Linked DNA regions of Homo sapiens: region 1 is linked to region 2. Evidence: chromatin contacts called from ENCODE Hi-C or POLR2A ChIA-PET data. All regions are on one chromosome and are shown on one strand. Each heading gives the region's core, a stretch centred on a gene start or an enhancer-like site at or near the end of the contact. The rest is flanking DNA. Distances are from core to core; before and after follow the strand shown. Region 1 overlaps SH3KBP1 (SH3 domain containing kinase binding protein 1). Region 2 overlaps SH3KBP1 (SH3 domain containing kinase binding protein 1).

Region 1 (3,652 bases), core at 1,062-3,561, 170 kb before region 2:
ACATACTCACGGGGCAGCTGTTCCTCAGACTTGCCTTTTGCGTGGGGTGGGGTGGGGTCAGGGGAGAGATATGCATGTTGGGGAACAATGTGCTATTCTAGGTTTCTGTGTCTATTCAAAGCTGTCTTGATCAGTAGACTTGGTAAAAGTGTTTGTTTTTAGTGATTTTTAAAAATCTCCTGCCAGTGGTAATTTTGCAAAATGGTTTTCTATGAACTAGTGCAGGGGGCACAGCTGTGATCCTGCAGCCACGTCTGGGTCTAAAGGAAGCCTTTCCTGCAGAAAGCAATAGAGCAGGACTGAGGGCAGGCTGATGAATGATGTCTGTTTCCCCTGCCCTGCTTCCACCCTAAGCCAAGGGGGCTCTGCCCAACCTCACTCAGCTCTTCAAATGCAGAGAGAAGTACCAGGACCAGCATTCTGGGCAGATCAGGGTGGTGCCCAGCTTTCCCTGGTGTCCGTGGCACCAGCCTGCTCTGTGTGCCAATACTGTTGGTGACAGGAGAGAGAGAAATCTGGCAAGATAGGGGGAAAACAGCTGAGGTGGAGAACAAGGATGCCCTCTTGGGAACAGATCCATTCATCTGATTGGGTAGGTGAGATGAGACACGCATGGCTCACCTACTCCATAGGGTGCATCTGGCACATTCCGACCACCTGCCCCATTGATGTTGATCCCAGAAAACATCTCACCACCTGAGATGAACATTAAAATACCCAAGCACTAGCTTTGTGTATGTCTGACCTCCTAGGAGAAAATATCAGCACATTTCAATTTAAAAGAATCTGTCTTCTTTCAGTTTAAGCATTTGTGCTGTTCTTTTAAATTGAAATTGCATGCAGTGAAGTGCAGAGGTCTTAGAAGTACAGTTCAATGAATATTTTGGTCTATGTACACCTGTGTAACCACCACCCAGACCTCGTTATAGGACATTTTCATCCTCCCAGGAGACTCCCTGGTACACCTCCCCAAGTGTAACTGCTGTTCTGAGATCTCTCACCAATGATTAATTTTGCCTGTTGTTGGGTTTCACATAATTGGAATCATACAGTACATCATCTTTTATGTCTGGCTTCTGTCATTCAACATTATGACTGTGAATTTCATCTGTGTTATGTATAGTTCTTTTTAAAATAGTATTTGCTATTTAATAATGAGAGTAGATAATCAATTTGTATACTACTCTCTAATTCACTCTTTGATCCTGAAGACACCTCTCGGATGGTGTGTTTGTTGTTAGACCTCTTTTACAGATGACAGAAGGGCTGCATAGAGACTTTAAGTGTTGCCCCCAAGGTCACACCTCAGATAAATGATGACGTCAGTACTAGTTCTGGTTTTCTGATGCACAGCATCATTCTCCATTCATCGTGAAGCCTGTGCCTTAAACTGTGTTATGAATGGTGAAAGAAGTAAAGGATGAAAGGAGGGAGGGGCCCCCAAACTGATCATATTTTGGTATTTTACTGTGTAGTATTTTGGTTACAGACTGACCAGTTAATTTAAAGGAGTTAACACTGAACCCAGCCAACTCACCAGTACCTGTAAAGTATGAAACGGATGGTGAGGGAGAAGAGAAAAGAGGTAGCCAACTTGGCTCAGCAGCCAGCCAGATCCAGGCAACGCAGCTTATCAGAAAGCAGACCATCCTAGCATAGCTCGCAGTTGCATGCACATCATCTGTTTGCCCGGTGAGGCTGCTGTTTGCAGGCCGCTGAATGTGTCGTGAATTTTTGCCAGAGTGGCATTATTCTGGCTTTTTGGTCTCTGAATGTGGGTGAGCCATCCCAGGCTCTGTTTGGTACAGTGCTTTTGGGAAGGGAATGGTGTGAGTTCTCTTCCTTTTCTCAAGTGGTCCTTGTGACACAGCTGAAGCGTCCTTTGCAGCATTGATACCTTATTGATGGCCTCGGTTTTATTGTACATGCTGAGTTTCCATTGTAAAGAGATCAGATCTGAGATAAAGAGAAGCTGGGTTTCCTTTGCTTTCTGAAGAGGTTTGCTGATACCCTGTCTGTTCTATATTGTCTTTAAGCAAGCAAAATCATTGCTGATTTATATATGTGGGCAGTTATGTATGCATTTCCATGAGCCCTCATGGCCTGTAATTCTGGTCCAGGGTGTGGCCTCTACTACTGAGATTATAGGACCCAGGTTCTTAACAAATGGCAAAAAAACACGGGCCTGATGGTCAGAAAGTTGCAATTAAAGACGGGGGTCTAGGAACCCCCAGTCCCAGGAAATCCAGAGTCCCATGACCTGGATCAGAACCTCGGAGAGCTCCAGGTACTTGGCTGTTGGCAGATATACAGAGGCAGGAGTTGCTCTAGTTCCAAGCCAACCCTCCTCTGCAGGAAGGAGCTCTTCTATGTGGATGGATAATAAGGGACTTCAAAGATTTGGGCCTCAATAGTCTTGGGCTTTATAGGTAAGGTGATCTGTTACATCACTTAACTGTGGAGGGAAGCTAAGGTTTCCACTGGAGCCACAGGCTGAGTGGTTTTGAGTCTCCCTCCTATAGTCATGCCACTGGTTCTTCTTAGGAGGTGAGATGTACTAGGAGAGCTCTGCCTAGAAGGCTCAGAGTTTGGTTTCATGGCCAGCTCTGCCCCTTGCTAGCTTTGTGGCCTTCATCTGATCTTGCATCTTCTCTGACTGGGTCTCACTATTCTTATGTATAAAAATATATGTTTGGCAAAATCAGTTGTTTTTTTTTTTCCTGACAGTGTTGTTGTTAGGAACAAGTGAAAAAATAGCTGCTAAAGCACTTTAATTTATAAGCCTTTGCCAGTGTACAGTTGTATCATTGCTAGCATCATCACCTATTTTTAGAGCCTGTGGATAGGAATCCATGACGTCAGGATTCTGTGAACATAAGGTGTTGTCCAAGCAGTGCACCATCCCCCAACTTATATTTGCATGGTAATTGGTTCTGTGGGGTCAGCATGCATGTCACATATTTTTAGTCAGAAGCAAGTACACAGAGACTTGTGGTTTGCTGTTCAATTTGAAAAGTGTTTGAATGAAAGCTTGTCCTGTGGTCTTTTGGAAGTAACTGGAGATTTCTGTAGGGACTGACAAGAACAACAGACGTTTGAGTGTCCATTTTGCAGAGGCTAAACTGGGAGGGGAGAGATTGTAGGCAGGAAGACATGATTATAATCCAGGCAGTACTCCAGGAAACAGTGGTTAAGAGATGAGCTCTCGCCTGTAATCCCAGCATTTTGGGAGGCCAAGGTGGGCGGATTACTTGAGGTCAGGAGCTTGAGACCAGTCTGGCCAACATGGCGAAACTCTGCCTCTACTAAAAAACACAAAAATTAGCCGGGTGAGGTGGCACGTGCCTGTAATCCCAGCTATTCGGGAGGCTGAGACATGACCATTGCCTGAACCCGGAAGTGGAGGTTGCAGTGAACTGAGATCACGCCATTGTACTCCAGCCTGGGCAACAGAGTGAGACTGTCTCAAAAGAAAAAAAAAATGAGAGAGATGAGCTCTGAAGCTAGACAGGTTGAGTTCCAATCCTGGCTCCTACTTGTCTGACCTTGAGCAAGTTTGCTTAGCCCCCTGGGTCTTGTGTGGGTGTCTGAGTAGGGCCATAGTGTAGATTAAAAGTTGCAGTCCAGGTGAAGCTCTTAGAGCGGGGTTTGG
Region 2 (3,761 bases), core at 651-3,150:
GTGAGCAATGATTGCACCACTACACACCGTCCATCCTGGGTGACAGAGTGAAGCCCTGTCTCTAAATAATTAAAAAGAGAAAAAAAAGCAATTACAGAGGTGGATGCCATTGGCTTATAGATGGTAGTTACAAGCATGGAATAGATATGACCACTGCAGGAGATTACGGAGAACAGGAGGAGGAAAGAGTAGAGACAGCAGCAGGGAAAATCACTGCGTACAGGGTGGAGGAAGGCCTAGGAGCCATCCAAAAGGGTAGGAGGAGTGTGATGTCATGGAAGCTAGAAGGAGGAAGTGTGGAGCAACTACTGATCAGCAGTGCTCACACCTGGGCGTGCATCCGAATCACGGGTGTTTAGGGGTGCTTGTTGAAACACAGATTGCTGGCACCCCAGGTTTCTAACTCAGTAGGTCTGAATTAAGGCCTGAGAATTTGCATTTCTCCCAAGCTCCCAGTGCTGCTGCTGCTGCTGCTACTGGTCAGGGGACCACATTGTGAGAACCACTGCCATCTCGAGAGCCAGGGACACCCAGGCTTTGCTCATTAGTTGGCCCTTGGTGATCCCAGTCGAGCAATTTCCATGCAACAGTTGTGGGCAGGAGACAGATTTGGGGTGAGTTGAAGAGAGAATGGGCAAGCGGCCAAGCGTGGGTAGACTTGTCTTGTGAGAAATTGGCTATGGAAAAAAGATGGAGAATGGGTGCTAGATATAGATTCAGGAAGGAAAGAAAATTTGTGTGTGTGTATATGTGTGTATGTGTATGTATGATTCATTTGTTTGTTTCAAATACTCGTTAAGTGCCTACCTTTGCCCTGGCCCTCTTCTAGGTAGTAGTTAACTATGGTAACCAGGCCCACCCACTGCTTGCTTGGGCTTTGGGGCCAGGCACACTGGGGTTGAAACCCCAACCCTCTTCTTAGATACCCTGTGACTTCGTGCAAGGTGCTCACCACCTTGAGTCTCACTCAGTTCCCTCCCCTGCAAAATGACACCACAAGGCCTACCTTGCTCAGGTGTGGAGAGTTTAAACAAACTGCTCCACCTCAGGGGCCTAGCTCATTGCCTGGCAACTTGAGAGGCACTTACTAAATCTGTGACCTCCATGGGGGAGGGGTTCCTGCATCAGGCTCTGGGGCCCCAAGGGAGTGGAAAAGTGAACATCCTCCGGGTGGAAGCATGAGTGGCCTCCCCCAGCTGCAGCAAGAGCCAGGACCCAGGGAAGGCCAGCAACTGATGGAAGGTAGTCCCATAGGTCACAGGCATGGGGGGAAGTACCTTGTCATACTTTAGGGACATCTGCATGATTTGCTGACCTCATTCCACTTGTACATATTATCTTCTCTCACTCTCTTTCCTTCCTCCCACACATAAAGTGAATCAACCATAGTGATGGGATTTAGCCTCAGCCCAGGCTGAGTCACATGGATTTTCCTGCCACTGATGGCCAGAATCAGGCAGTGAAACAGTAGGAAATGTTAACACCTCACGCATGCTTTGTACTAATTGGTTTCTAGAATGTGTTTTCCATGGGCTATGTCTTTGAGTAGTACGGTTCCTCCACACGGCACCCTGCAAACTTTTCTCACAGTCACATGATGATGAATTCTCGTTCCTCCAGACACTGCCCAAGATGGGGGCTCAGCATCCTTAAAGCCCCTTGCGCCTCTTTGAGATGTCAAGCTGTGGGTTTGCAGGCGACGTCTATGGATGTCATCATCCTTGTGCCATAGTGGATTGCAGGGCTTGTCAGGCCCTGGATGGGCTCTGGAGAGAGGCCTGCTTCCAGATATATTTGCAGAGTCTGCACAATGAACAGGAATTTGGAGGGGAATTGAGTGAGCACTTTCCCATCACCTTCCAGCGTGTCTTCACCATCTATAAATAGCCCAGCTTGTTTGTGCTTATCCAGACAAGGACGCACGATGCAAAGGGAGAGCTGCCAGGAAAACCACTCTGGTTTCTGCTTCTTGTGCCCCTGGCCTCCCTCTGCTTGTCCCACATTTAAATGGTACCACTTTTTCAGTCCAAAAGTTCCTGTGATTCCTGGGACATTTTTGGCTACCAGGTGAGTATGTGGGGACTCATAGCAGATAACAGCAGAACCTTTGGATTTGGATTTCTGGGAAAGGGAGGGAGGCTCCTCCTGCCCTCCATCTGAGGAGCAAAGGAAACTGGGATTACTGATACTCCCATTTTGTCCTTTCCTGATGGAAGGATCCAAGTTCCATGAGCAGTAACATCCCTCCTGGGGCAGAATGCTTCTGAAGGACTGGCTTTGCATCTGCTATCTTCACAGATGGGCAGGGCCCTCTTGTTGCTGTTCATTTGAGAGAAAAACATCTCTTGGAGCATAAAACCTGTGCACACGGATGCTCACTTACATTATTGCCATCCCAAATGTGGTAGGAAAAGATTGGACTGGCTTGGCATGAGGAACTTTCCATCTGGTTCCAGCTCTGCCACCAATCAACTAGGTGGCCTTGGGTATATCACTCCCCACTCTCAGAGCACAGGACCTCTGTCTGTAATAAAATGGGGGCTTCAGCTGGGTAGTCTCTACTCACCTTTAACAATCAGAGCTGAAGTCTGAGATGTTATAAGTAGGCAGCCAGGAGAGCAGGAAGGGAGCGCTTACTTGCGTTGGCCTTGTATCCTCAGGCACCCGACTGGACAGGGCCACAGAGGTAAACAATGAGATGCAGTAGTTTTACACTAGGAGGGAGTGATAAGCAAGGTTGCAGAGTTGGAGAAAGAAAGAAGATAGGTTCTCAGGTGACAGGTGCTCCAAAATCCCAGACTTCACTGCTGTACAATTCATCCACGTAACCAAAAATCACGTGTACCCCAAAAGCTATTGAAATAAAGTAAAAAGTTGTCATAAAAAAAGAAGATAGGATAATTCGAGTGGTTTCTCTAGGATCTGCACATTTGACATCCATTATCATCTGTTCCCAATGCAATGAAAAGTGATGAACAATAGAGGATGTGTGGTGTGTGCCTCAGTGGTTTCCTAAGCACAGGCAATGGGGCGTTTCTATTTCTTTTCCTTTCCTTTTCTTCCCAGCTTTCTTTCCTCCTTGTCAAATTTTGTAGGCAGTTGAAGCCCAAACACTCGTACCTCCTTTCTGGGGCACGGGGTGGCGGCGGAGAGGGGTGTGTTGCTGCCAAAAAGAGTCACCATATGGACTTGGACTCTGGTTCAGTAGCAATCGGTAGATTTGCTCTTTCTTCTTTCATCCTTGCTCACCTCCAAAAGGTTTGTGGGTTCTTTTTGGTATTTTTTTTTTTGTGGCTGCTGTTAGTGCTACTGCTAATTTACTTGTTTGTTTGCTTGCCTTGGCTTCCTGTGCACTTCAACACCTTGTCTGTACCACATGTCTTGGCTTAACTGTCCCAACGCAGGCTAAATTGGGCCATGCCACTGGCTGAGTTCATGGTCTCGAGAGATGCACATGGTGCATCTTCCACATTGCCGTCTGTGCACGAGCCCCATCTTATATCTTGAGTCTGAGTGGGAAGAACAGGCCCCTCTGGATAGGTCGAGTGCATGATTTTTGTTTATTAGTAGTACTTTTAAACTGAGAGAGGCAAAGGTAATTTACTTAGCTGGCAGTGAGCCGGGGTGACACAGGCTGCCTGGCGTCCTTGATAACTCACTGTCTCCAAGGCCAGATCCCCAGCCTGGAAGACCAGAAGGCTGACTAAAGCAGCTTCGAGAAGGAGTCAAGAGCTTGGGCTCTGGAGTTGGACTTAATAGGC

The links. A loop is a pair of places that touch in the nucleus more often than their neighbours do. ChIA-PET counts read pairs that join two places held with the same protein, here RNA polymerase II (POLR2A). Pooled maps may share reads with other maps.
Region 1: a loop to region 2 is called in a map of breast epithelium, with 9 times the contacts of the local background. The contact joins two enhancer-like sites. A Hi-C loop is called at or near these places in 8 of 168 maps with a recorded cell type or tissue (CD4-positive, alpha-beta memory T cell, Right ventricle myocardium inferior, breast epithelium and 3 more) and 3 of 50 pooled maps. POLR2A ChIA-PET finds 5 or more read pairs at or near these places in 2 of 52 experiments (activated T-cell and activated naive CD4-positive, alpha-beta T cell).

What each region holds. Positions count from the first base shown.
Region 1 is chrX:19,749,895-19,753,546 of GRCh38, reverse strand. All of the region lies in intron 2 of SH3KBP1 (SH3 domain containing kinase binding protein 1), which reads left to right. Among named protein-coding and RNA genes, the nearest start is that of SH3KBP1, 140 kb to the left of the region's middle. Within about 2 kb of position 2,311, at least 4 of the 41 ENCODE cell types and tissues checked have a DNase peak (open chromatin) inside an H3K27ac peak, as active enhancers do.
Region 2 is chrX:19,577,267-19,581,027 of GRCh38, reverse strand. All of the region lies in intron 12 of SH3KBP1 (SH3 domain containing kinase binding protein 1), which reads left to right. Among named protein-coding and RNA genes, the nearest start is that of MAP3K15, 64 kb to the right of the region's middle. Within about 2 kb of position 1,900, at least 2 of the 41 ENCODE cell types and tissues checked have a DNase peak (open chromatin) inside an H3K27ac peak, as active enhancers do.